3 separate regions of the Homo sapiens genome follow, and all the other regions are linked to region 1. A link is a contact called in ENCODE Hi-C or POLR2A ChIA-PET data. All regions are on one chromosome and are shown on one strand. Each heading gives the region's core, a stretch centred on a gene start or an enhancer-like site at or near the end of the contact. The rest is flanking DNA. Distances are from core to core; before and after follow the strand shown.

Region 1 (3,256 bases), core at 332-2,831:
CACGCCTCAATTTTAAATATGTTTGTGCACTCCTGTACACTTTCAGTCACCTAAATAAAATAGGATTATTTATCAAGATTATACATTGAATACTGTACAGCAACTTTTGTGGATACGGGGATCTGCCTACTGGGTCTGTGGGCTATGGAGACGTTGCTCGCCCCCATTTTGTTGTTGTATTATCACTTTCACCGAAGAACACAAGAGAAAAAAAGATTTCCGAAAATAAAGATGAGGCTGACTTCTGACCATTCACATTGGGAATGGGACAGAACCTTCTATTTCGGTGCAAGAACACAGCATATAAAAACATCTAGAGCAGAGGGTCCTAAATGAAAATATCCTCAGACTTACATGAAGATTTCTTAAACACCACAACATACCTAAATGTACCTGTATTTTCCTGCACTGGCTTTGAAATTTAAAAATGAAGCACTCTTTAACGAAGAGTGGACATTTCCAACCCTGCAACTAACTCATTCCTATGTTCTGTCAGTTACTTCTAAGGGTCCTTTCCGAGAAACAGTCAAAATTAGCAGGGTTCTCCCCTACCCCACCACCCTCGGGAATGGGACGTTCCCAAAAGCCAAACGAAAGGGGCGAATTAAGAGAGCAGCAGTTCAATGAATTATTCCATTACTCGTTTTAAATATCTGAGAACTTAAGTCGTTCATCTGGTTCCATTGCTGTCACAGCATCTAATATACAGTAAAAGGAGTTGCACATTTTCCCCTCTTCGGAAGAAGTCCTAGCAGGAAAGTGAGGTGCCACCAAATCGACCCCCGGGGGGGGGCTGCTGCCAACGTGGGCAGAAAACAACTATGGGGAGGGGGTCGTCTTTTTGTGAGCAACTCCGCTGCCTCCTGGGGAACATGGGAGCTGCAAGCTTACTGCTAGAGCCACGAAAGGAAAGAGAGAAGGAGGGAGAGATGCCTCCATGGGGAAAGGGAAAAAAAAGGATAAACCGTAGAGGATCAGAAAAGGAAGCATTTTGCTTTGAGGAGGGGGAAGTAGAAGGGAGAAGTGAAGGTCTGCTTCCTAAGCGATTTTTCCCTTCCCCTCACCCGCCGCTACACTCACAGGCCAGGCCGCCGCGCTGGGCACTGCCCTTGGGCCGCTCCCACGCACGGACGCAAACCCCTTTGCGTCCCTGGTCCCCGGTCCCCGGCCCCGGCGGAGGCCCCGCGGCCCGACAGCAGGAGAGGGTCCTGGGCAGCCGCCGCCCTCCCCCGCGCCCGCGCCCCCGCCCGCCGTCGCCCGGCTCCCGCTTCCTATTTTCGGAGTACACACCCTACAAGGAGCGGAGCGAGCAGGCCTGGCAGAGACCTGCCCCCGCGCGGGGCCTCGGGTGACGGACAGGGGCAGGCACTGGGCGCAGTAAGGATGGGGGAGGAAGGGCAGCCGAGGGCAAGGCCAGCTGCGGGCCAATGCCCTTCCCCCGCGACCAGACTCCGGGCCCACCCGCCCGGGCTGAGCCGGCTCCTGACAGCCCGCGCCGTCGCCCCCGCGACTCTTACCTTCTCTTCATCAGACAACTGCTCCTCCAGATCCGCCATCTTCCTTCTGGCGACAAACCGCGGCGGCGGCGGCGGCAGCGGCCACCTGACTTCCCCGTTTCCGTGCGGTCCTCAGCGCCGCGCGCCCCCGCTAAGGGAGGGGCCCGCCGCTCAGGCCGCCGCGCACGCGCACCCCGGGAGCCCCGCCTCCCTCGACCCGGCCCTCGCGGACTGAGCGCGGCTGTGCGCGTGCGCGGGCGCCTGGTGGCCGGGCGGGGGACCGTGTCTCGCTGGGCCGCCTGCTGCAGGCTTGCTAGCATCTTGAGTGCAGCGTGCTCTCCCCACTGTGACCATATGGGCTCAGTCTGCGATGAGTACATTCTGAGCCCTTCGTTATGTTTCCATCAAGTCCTGAACTCTGCCAGCTAAAATGTGAAAAGGTGTACAAATAGAAGCCTTTTAAACATTGTTTTTTCAAATATTAGAGAAGATAGTTGGCTTTCATTAAAATACACATCACGACCCTCTCCATAATTGAAAGATTGCTCTTGATATACTCCTTTATTCATCCAACAAATATTTTTTGGTTCTTTAACGGGGTGCGGGGCACTGTGTTAGTCTCTGGGGATACAGTGTTGAGGGGGAAAAAAGCAAGCTAGACATACATGTTCATAGCAGCACAATTCGCAATTGCAAAGAGATGGAACCAACCTAAGTGTCCATCAACCAATGAGTGGATAGAGCAAATGTGGGTATATACACCATGGAATACTACTCAGCCATAAAAAGGAACGAAATAATGCCTTTTGCAGCAACTTGGAAGGAGCTGGAGGCCATTATTCTAAGTGAAGTAACTCAGGAATGGGAAACCAAATATTTTATGTTCTCACTTATAAGTGGGAGCTAAGCTATGTGGGTTCAAAGGCATAAGAATGATAAAATGGACTTTGGGGACTGGGGAGGGGATAAATTACTACGTATTGGGTACAGGGTACACTGCTCAGGTGATGGGTGCACTAAAATCTCAGAAGTTACCGCTAAAGGACTTATCCATGTTACCAAAAATCCACCTGTATTCCAAAACTGTTGAAATAAAAAGAGAAACTTCCATACTCAAGAAGCTCATTTTCTACTCATTAAACAAACATATATTGAACAGTTGGGGCCGGGCGCGGTAGCTCAGGCCTGTAATCCCAGCAATTTGGGAGGCCTCCGTGGGCAGATCATCTGAGGTCAGGAGTTCGTGACCAGATTGGCCAACATGAAGAAACCCCGTCTCTACTAAAAATACAAAAATTATCCGGGGCGTGGTGGCGCATACCTGTAATACCAGCTACTCGGGAGGCTGAGGCAGGAGAGTTGCAGAAGTCATTGCAACCCGAGAGGCGGAGGTTGTCCCTGTCCCTGCAACCCGGGAGACGGAGGTTGCAGTCAGCCGAGGTCGCGCCACTGTACTCCAGCCTGGGTGACAGAGCAAGACTCTGTCTCAAAAAGCAAAACAAAAAAAAACAAAAACAGTTGGGGAAGGCACTGTACTATTCCAGGGGAATACAAAGCTATGTTAGACATGGATCCTACCCTCCTGAATAGGTTTGCCATATTAAATATAGGACACTTAATCAAATGTGAATTGCAGATAAGCAATCTTTTAAAAAGTATGTCCCATGAAGCAGTGGAGACATACTTAAACCAAAAAATTACTCATTGTTTTCAAATTTTACTGGACATCCTTTACTTTTATTTGCTAAATCTAGCAACCC
Region 2 (3,256 bases), core at 517-3,016, 250 kb before region 1:
ACTTTTGAATAAGAGGTGATGGAAGGCAAGGTCAGAGAGATCTGGGTTCAAATCTCATGATTTAACTGCTATATAACCTTGGCCAAATTATTTAAACTTTGTGTCTGTTTTTACTTAGCAATATAAAGACACTGGTCATACCCACCACTCAGAATTTCAATCAGAACTAAATGAAATAATATATGCAAAGTGCTTAATATAGTACACCTGGCATGGAGTGGTAACTCAATAAATAGATCTTTTGTTATAACTCATTCCTATTCAATCGTCATCTGCTACCACTTTCCCAAAAACACACTTCTTTTACATTTAATCCATGAATTAATTATTTTATTTACCATTCTGATTTTCTCCATTTCCTGTTCTTGATTCTGACTTCTAAAAATTATGCTCTGGATGCCTCTTAAAAATACCTCTGTTATATATATATATACACACACACACACATGCATATATATGTACATATATGTATATCTATATACATATACACAAATATACATATCCTGTATCCTATTAAAATGTGTATTGATCCCTATATCCAATGAAATACATACACACACATTTTAATAGGGATATAGGAATCTATGTATAAATGTCAATGCAACATACAGAATTGTATGCATTCTATCAACATTTTGAGATAATTAAGGGGAGCATTTTCTGCACATATCCACCTTACCACTCTCAAAAGCGAAGCAAAATCCAGAGATTTTCTCCACTATAATAAACACTCCCTGCAGAGGCTGGGCATGTCTTTGCTAGCAGATAAGACTAACTTGGCAGGTCTGGACTGTGATGACAGGTGCAGTTCTTGTGGATGGAACTGGACTGGGATGGGAAGGCTTGTGCCAAGCAGGCAGAGGGGTATCTTGAAATTAAGCAAGGGAAAAAGCTGGATGGATGGGTATAGGCATAGGAACTAAAAGGGAAGAGTGAGCTAGATGGTATAACAAAGTCATTGCTAGCTTTCACCTTGTGAACTAAGAAGTATTAGGGATATCTAATAAAATATACACCTGTTTATTTTTAAGTACATTGTATATCTGTTCAGTTAATTGACTTTTTCTTTACAGAGGAAACATCAGGGTTTTTCTTTGTTTTTAGCTCTCTCTTCCAAAGAAATCAAATTTAATTTGATAATTTTAGTCTCCAGCATAGAAATCCTGAGGCCCCCAAATAATCAATTTCCCCAGGGTCAGCCGTGTACTTTAAATGTCCATGGCAGGCTCCTAGGACATTGCTTAGGTGAGAGCAGTTAGGTAATTATCTCCCTGGGGCCAGGAAGCAAACTGCTAAGCATTTCCATGCACACAACTATTTTGCAGAGCACCTGATCCTTTACCTCAATGCTGCCTCTCCCTGAAATGCACTCAGCAGAAAAGGATAGTGGCTGAATAGAAACCTTACCCTGGGTTCATTTCGAGGCCTGGCAAAGCTGAGTCCCTAAAGGCTAGGCATGTCAACAAGCTCTAAAGCAGGAGCCTAAAGCTGTACACACTGTAGTTATTTAGCTCTCACTACAGACCAGCATTTTGAGAGAGACCTTTCAAAATGTTCCTACAGGAGAGGTTTTCCTTTGCTCAAAGTTTCCTATCAGTCGGAAGCATCCTCTGCTTCCTGAGAATGCTGCAAGACAAATGTACCATAAGATAGCCCAGCAATGATCATCCGGTTCAGCAGGGGCACAGAAAACCTCACCAGCCCAGATCTGCAAAGGCAGCCAGGCTCTAGGGAAATCCCTTTATTGCTGTTGGGGCTTCCCCATCTTTGAGTTAAAAAGGAAAACAACCATTAGGCCTAGCTCACCAGAGTGAAAGGAAACAACCCACACGGAGGTAATTAATTTATAGCCTGTGAATCTACACCACGCTACTGCTAGAATAAAGTCCAGACCTACCATTTGTACAGCAGGCTAGAAAAACAGCTGACCACAGAGGCAGTGAAATGAGTGACAGAGTGCAGGCTGCCTGCACAAGATGGCCTGGGTTCCAACCCTGCTCCTCCATTGCTAGCTGTGTGACTGAAGGCAGGTTACTAACTGGCCTATTCTACCTATTGAGCCTACCTGTAAGTAAAAAGGAAACAACCATTAGCAATGACCCTGTTGTACGGTGGGGAAGAGTAAATGAGTTAGCATGCAAAGTGCTTTAGATCAGTGCCTGGCATCATCTAAGTAGGTAACAGTCTTCAGTGACCCTCCTCTGAGAGGAGGAATGTATAAACAAAAGACAAAAGCCTACCTTTCAGCATCAGAGTGAATTACTGGTTTCAGTATGAAATTGTATCCAGAAAAGTTCTTTTTTTCTATTTGCTTACTTAAAAATATTTCCAAGATGTTTTGAATGAAAATGTTAAAATACTATTGTAAATGTAAATGATAATCATCAGAGGGAGACTTGTAATGCCTTCCCTTCTCCCTCCCACAAAACATATATGCTAAAAGATTGCCATGTTTGGGGCATATATTTAGTAAGAATTTACCAAGCATTTTCCCAGTCTGAAGTTGCCTCTATTTAGGAATATTAAGGTAGGTTTTTAATCATAAAGGGGTGCTGGATTTTGTCAAATGTTTTTTCTGCATCTATTGAAATGATCATGTGATTTTCATTTTTAATTCTGTTTATATGGTGTATCACATTTATTTACTTGCATATGTTAAACCATCCCTGCATCCCTGGTATGAAACCCACTTGTTCATGGTGAATTATCTTTTTGGACATGCTGTTGGATTCAGTTAGCTAATATTTTACTGAGAATTTTTGTATCTACGTTCATCAGAGATATTGATCTGTAGTTTTATTTTTTTGTTATATTGTTTCCTGGTTTGGGCATTAGGGTGATACTGGCTTCACAGAATAATTTAGGGAGGATTCCTTCTTTATTTTTTGGAATAGGGTCAATAGGATTGGTACCAATTCTTCTTTGAATGTCTGATAGAATTCAGCTGTGAGTCTATCTGGTCCTGGACTTTTTTTTGTTGGTAACTTTTTAATTACCATTTCAATCTGTTCAGACTTTCAATTTCTTCCTAGTTTAATTTAGGATGGTTGTATATTTCCAGGAATTCATCCATCTCTTCTAGGTTTTCTAGTTTATGTGTGTAAAGGGGTTCAAAGTAGCCTTGAATTATCTTTTGTATTTCTGTGGTATCAGTTGTAATATCTCCTATTTCGTTTCTAATTGAGCTTATTTGGATCTTCTCTCTTCTTCTCTTGCTTAATCTCACCAATGGTCTATCAATTTTATTCATCTCTTC
Region 3 (3,256 bases), core at 336-2,835, 230 kb after region 1:
TACTGAGTACTGTTGGCATATACTGTGGAAAGTGCTCTATATTCATTAGGTCTTTTAATCACATAACCATAGGAAGTAGGAATCATTATTCCCATTTTACAGATAAAGAGTCCGAGGTTTAGGTGACTTACATAATGCCCAATGACACACAGTGTTTCTTCTCTCCTGTGGAGACAGTTTGAATTCACTTTGGCTAAGTGAAACTGAAGGTAGCAGTCAGTGAAACCTGTCTCTTCATATGAGTGAAACCGAAGGTAGCAGCCAGTCAAATCTGGCTCTTTAGATATAGAGAGAAATTTAAATAATTTTTTAAAAAGTTTAACTCTCTCAGCTATGCTTGACTTCAGTACTCTGGTCTTACTAGGAACTGAACATTTTTATTTTAGTAGTCAGTCACTAAACATTGATTGTTTCTCCCCCTTTTCATTTCTGCTTAAGAATTCTAATCTACTCCCAAGGCAAATGGATACCTTTGGCCAATCAAAGAGAAGGTCAAGTAAAATGAAGTGTGCAATAAAGAAGCACATAAATATATTTCAGAAAAAAATGTAAGTTACAGTTTCTACTGTTGCTGGTCTTTGCTTTCGTCTGCCTTTTAACCCTTTCATGGCACGGTTATGAAGTCTCTTAGTTATCAAACTATGATCTTCAGGTCAAATCTGGCCATCTTATTTTGTATGGCCCATGAGCTAAGAATAATTTTTACAAATAAATATTTGCAATTTATTTGATGATAGGGAACTCTAACTTTTTTTTTTTTTGAGACAGGGTTTCACTCTGTCACCCAGGCTGTTGCCATGGTGTGATCATGGCTCACTGTAGCCTTGACCTCTTGGTGCTCAGGTGATCCTCCCAACTCAGCCTCCAGAATAGCTGGGACTGTAGGTGTGTGCTCCCACACCCAGCTAATTTTTCTATTTTTTATAGAGATAAGGTTTTGTCATGTTTCTCAGGCTGGTCTCAAACTCCTGGGCTCAAGCCATCCACCCAGCTTGGCCCTGCAAAGTGCTGGGGCTACAGGCGTGAACCACTGGGCCCAGTTAGAACTGTAACTTTAAACTCCTGATTAAGTGAATTTCATTCTTTTCATTAGTAGACCTGTATTCCAAAAGAATTGTACCGAATTGTTATAATCACTATATTTTGAATTTTACCAATAAAAATGTTGTGAAAATATATTTTCTTTCTTTTTATGTAAGTGTCTATGTACTATCCTTGATTTTGCTTCTTGGTCCACAAAGTCTAAAATATTAACCATCTGGCCCTTTAAAGAAAAAGTCTGTTGACCTCTCTCCTAAGGCATGAGGCTACAGTAAGAGATTTCTCTGTGCAAAAACATGCCCTGAAGAGGCAAACTCGGTAAGGTGAACAGAGGATACTTCCCTTCTCTTCCAATAATTGGCAAGAAACAGCCTTTGTTCCCAGAGAAATTTTAGAGAAACATGAAAACAAAACAGGTTTCAAAAGTCTCTATGCTTTTTTACCTTTCTTTAAACAACTTTCTTCTAAAAAACCTAACCAGGATTGTACAGACAGACATTCACTGGGCCGGTGCTCACACTATGCTAAGGAAGTTAATGTGTGCCCAGGCTAAATCATAGTTAGAAACAAATGCAGCCAGCCAAGTCAGGCATGATTCACGTCACTTAAGTACAAATAGCTTAAAGGGCACCTGAACTAATTCACAACTAATTAAACTCTTACATTTATTATCATCTAAATCTAAAACTTAGGTGATCTCTTTGGTGGGCTGTGATTTTTTCCTAATCACTATTAATATTTTTGACTTCAGTTAGCAATCATAATACTAGATGTACTTACTTTGATTTTTTAGAAATAACTCATATTTCCTTTCATTACTCCAAATGGTGAAATGTGTTTTGTTTTCACTTTTCACATCATACATTGATCCATTTAATATATAGGTTAGTATTTAATTGTGATAATAATTGGTCTTTACTTGATGAAGTAAATTTTTTTGTTTATCCCTTTTAGGTATCATTATAATTGTTTCATGGTTAATATTGTATGGGTTGGTGGCACTGGTTTGGTGCATAAATAATAATGGAATTACTTCATCTTTAAGTTTTTGAGATTTTTACTTAGTAAATACTTGTAAAAGTTTGATTTTTTTTTCCTGCTGGGATACTTATAAACCGTTTGTGATTTATATTTCATTTTTGCTTTTTATCATTTTACTTTCTGAACATCTGTTTGATTATAACAATAATGCTATAATACCATGTCAGTCACTCCAGATTTGGCTAGTGCTCTAATGCAGGTTGGGGATGCTTCCAATACTGCAGAGAATCTCCGTTAGAGGCGTGTCAGTGGATAAAGTTGTTAAGCCTGCTCTGACATTTCCCAAGAGCTCCTCAAGGTTCTGTGCTCCCAACCTACAGAGACTACAGTTTTGATCCAAGGGGAAAAATTGACTTAACTGGTACATTTACATTTTTATGATTGTGTCTCTAAAGCTTATTACCTTAATAATTCCTCCCATATGCCCACTGCTTTTCAGAGTCAGTGCAATGCCTATATTTTGTAATCAAGTTTTCCCTTTTAGATGCCTGTCATTTTTCATGGAATTCTGAAGCCTTCTACATTAGAGGAAGATTATGCATGAAAGGAACTGAGCACAGAGCATGACACATAATAAATGCTCATTAAATGGTAGCTGTTATTGCTTGACTTTATTTTGATTAAAATCCCTAGGTAGTTTTATAGAAATTTGTGGTACTATTTTTACATTGAAATTCAAAAGCCTGGTTATAAGACTAAATGCCTATGGTTGAGAAAATGCTATATTTCTTAGAACACCTGACTAGAGAAGTCACTAATATCACCCTAAGCACAAAAGAGAGAATTGTACTGATCACTGTATTGTAAGTCCTTTGTGGAGATATTCTTGACTGGGTCTATTCTATAACAAAAATAGGTTATTTTCAAAAAGCTACTTGATTAGAATACCTATTTTTGGTCCCAAAGTTCAGCTGCTGTGATACTGTGCATTTACGCTGCATGGGTTACTGTGTATTTATGCAGTATTAATTTTAAGGCATCTCTGTGGTGTTCCTGAAAGCTGCACAGAAAGGCCCAGAAGGAGGGGCATGCTTATTCTACATGAGAGAAACTTTTCTTAAATATTGGCCAACTATTGTGAAGTCAGGACTGGAATCCCTAAAAGCCAGAATCTCAGTTAACTTCTGTAAACCATGAGTTCCCTTGCCCTTTCATCAACGTCTGGACTGTAGTT

The links. A loop is a pair of places that touch in the nucleus more often than their neighbours do. ChIA-PET counts read pairs that join two places held with the same protein, here RNA polymerase II (POLR2A). Pooled maps may share reads with other maps.
Region 2: a pooled map shows a loop between it and region 1 (4-fold over the local background). The contact joins the enhancer-like site here to the promoter of CAPZA2 in region 1. A Hi-C loop is called at or near these places in 3 of 168 maps with a recorded cell type or tissue (K562, ascending aorta and gastrocnemius medialis), 6 of 37 single-sample maps with no recorded cell type and 19 of 50 pooled maps. POLR2A ChIA-PET finds 5 or more read pairs at or near these places in 5 of 52 experiments (GM12878, PC-9, WTC11 and 2 more).
Region 3: a map of gastrocnemius medialis shows a loop between it and region 1 (6-fold over the local background). The contact joins the enhancer-like site here to the promoter of CAPZA2 in region 1. A Hi-C loop is called at or near these places in 1 of 168 maps with a recorded cell type or tissue (gastrocnemius medialis) and 5 of 50 pooled maps. POLR2A ChIA-PET finds 5 or more read pairs at or near these places in 1 of 52 experiments (Panc1).

Annotation. Positions count from the first base shown.
Region 1 is chr7:116,860,912-116,864,167 of GRCh38, reverse strand. It overlaps CAPZA2 (capping actin protein of muscle Z-line subunit alpha 2), which reads right to left and starts at 1,581. Exons shown (of 10, transcript NM_006136.3): 1 at 1,518-1,581. The coding sequence starts at 1,556. RefSeq lists a silencer at 1,094-1,833 and enhancers at 1,200-1,962, 1,914-1,963.
Region 2 is chr7:117,109,286-117,112,541 of GRCh38, reverse strand. The region is part of intron 2 of ST7 (suppression of tumorigenicity 7); the gene reads right to left. ST7-AS2 (ST7 antisense RNA 2) reads left to right here. Exons shown (of 5, transcript NR_109981.1): 5 at 1-250. Among named protein-coding and RNA genes, the nearest start is that of ST7-AS2, 35 kb to the left of the region's middle. RefSeq lists enhancers at 1,695-1,914, 1,955-2,034. Within about 2 kb of position 1,766, at least 4 of the 41 ENCODE cell types and tissues checked have a DNase peak (open chromatin) inside an H3K27ac peak, as active enhancers do; they include GM12878, where a contact is called at or near this core.
Region 3 is chr7:116,627,465-116,630,720 of GRCh38, reverse strand. All of the region lies in intron 2 of COMETT (cytosolic oncogenic antisense to MET transcript), which reads left to right. Among named protein-coding and RNA genes, the nearest start is that of MET, 43 kb to the left of the region's middle. RefSeq lists an enhancer at 191-310. Within about 2 kb of position 1,585, at least 12 of the 41 ENCODE cell types and tissues checked have a DNase peak (open chromatin) inside an H3K27ac peak, as active enhancers do; they include Panc1 and gastrocnemius medialis, where a contact is called at or near this core.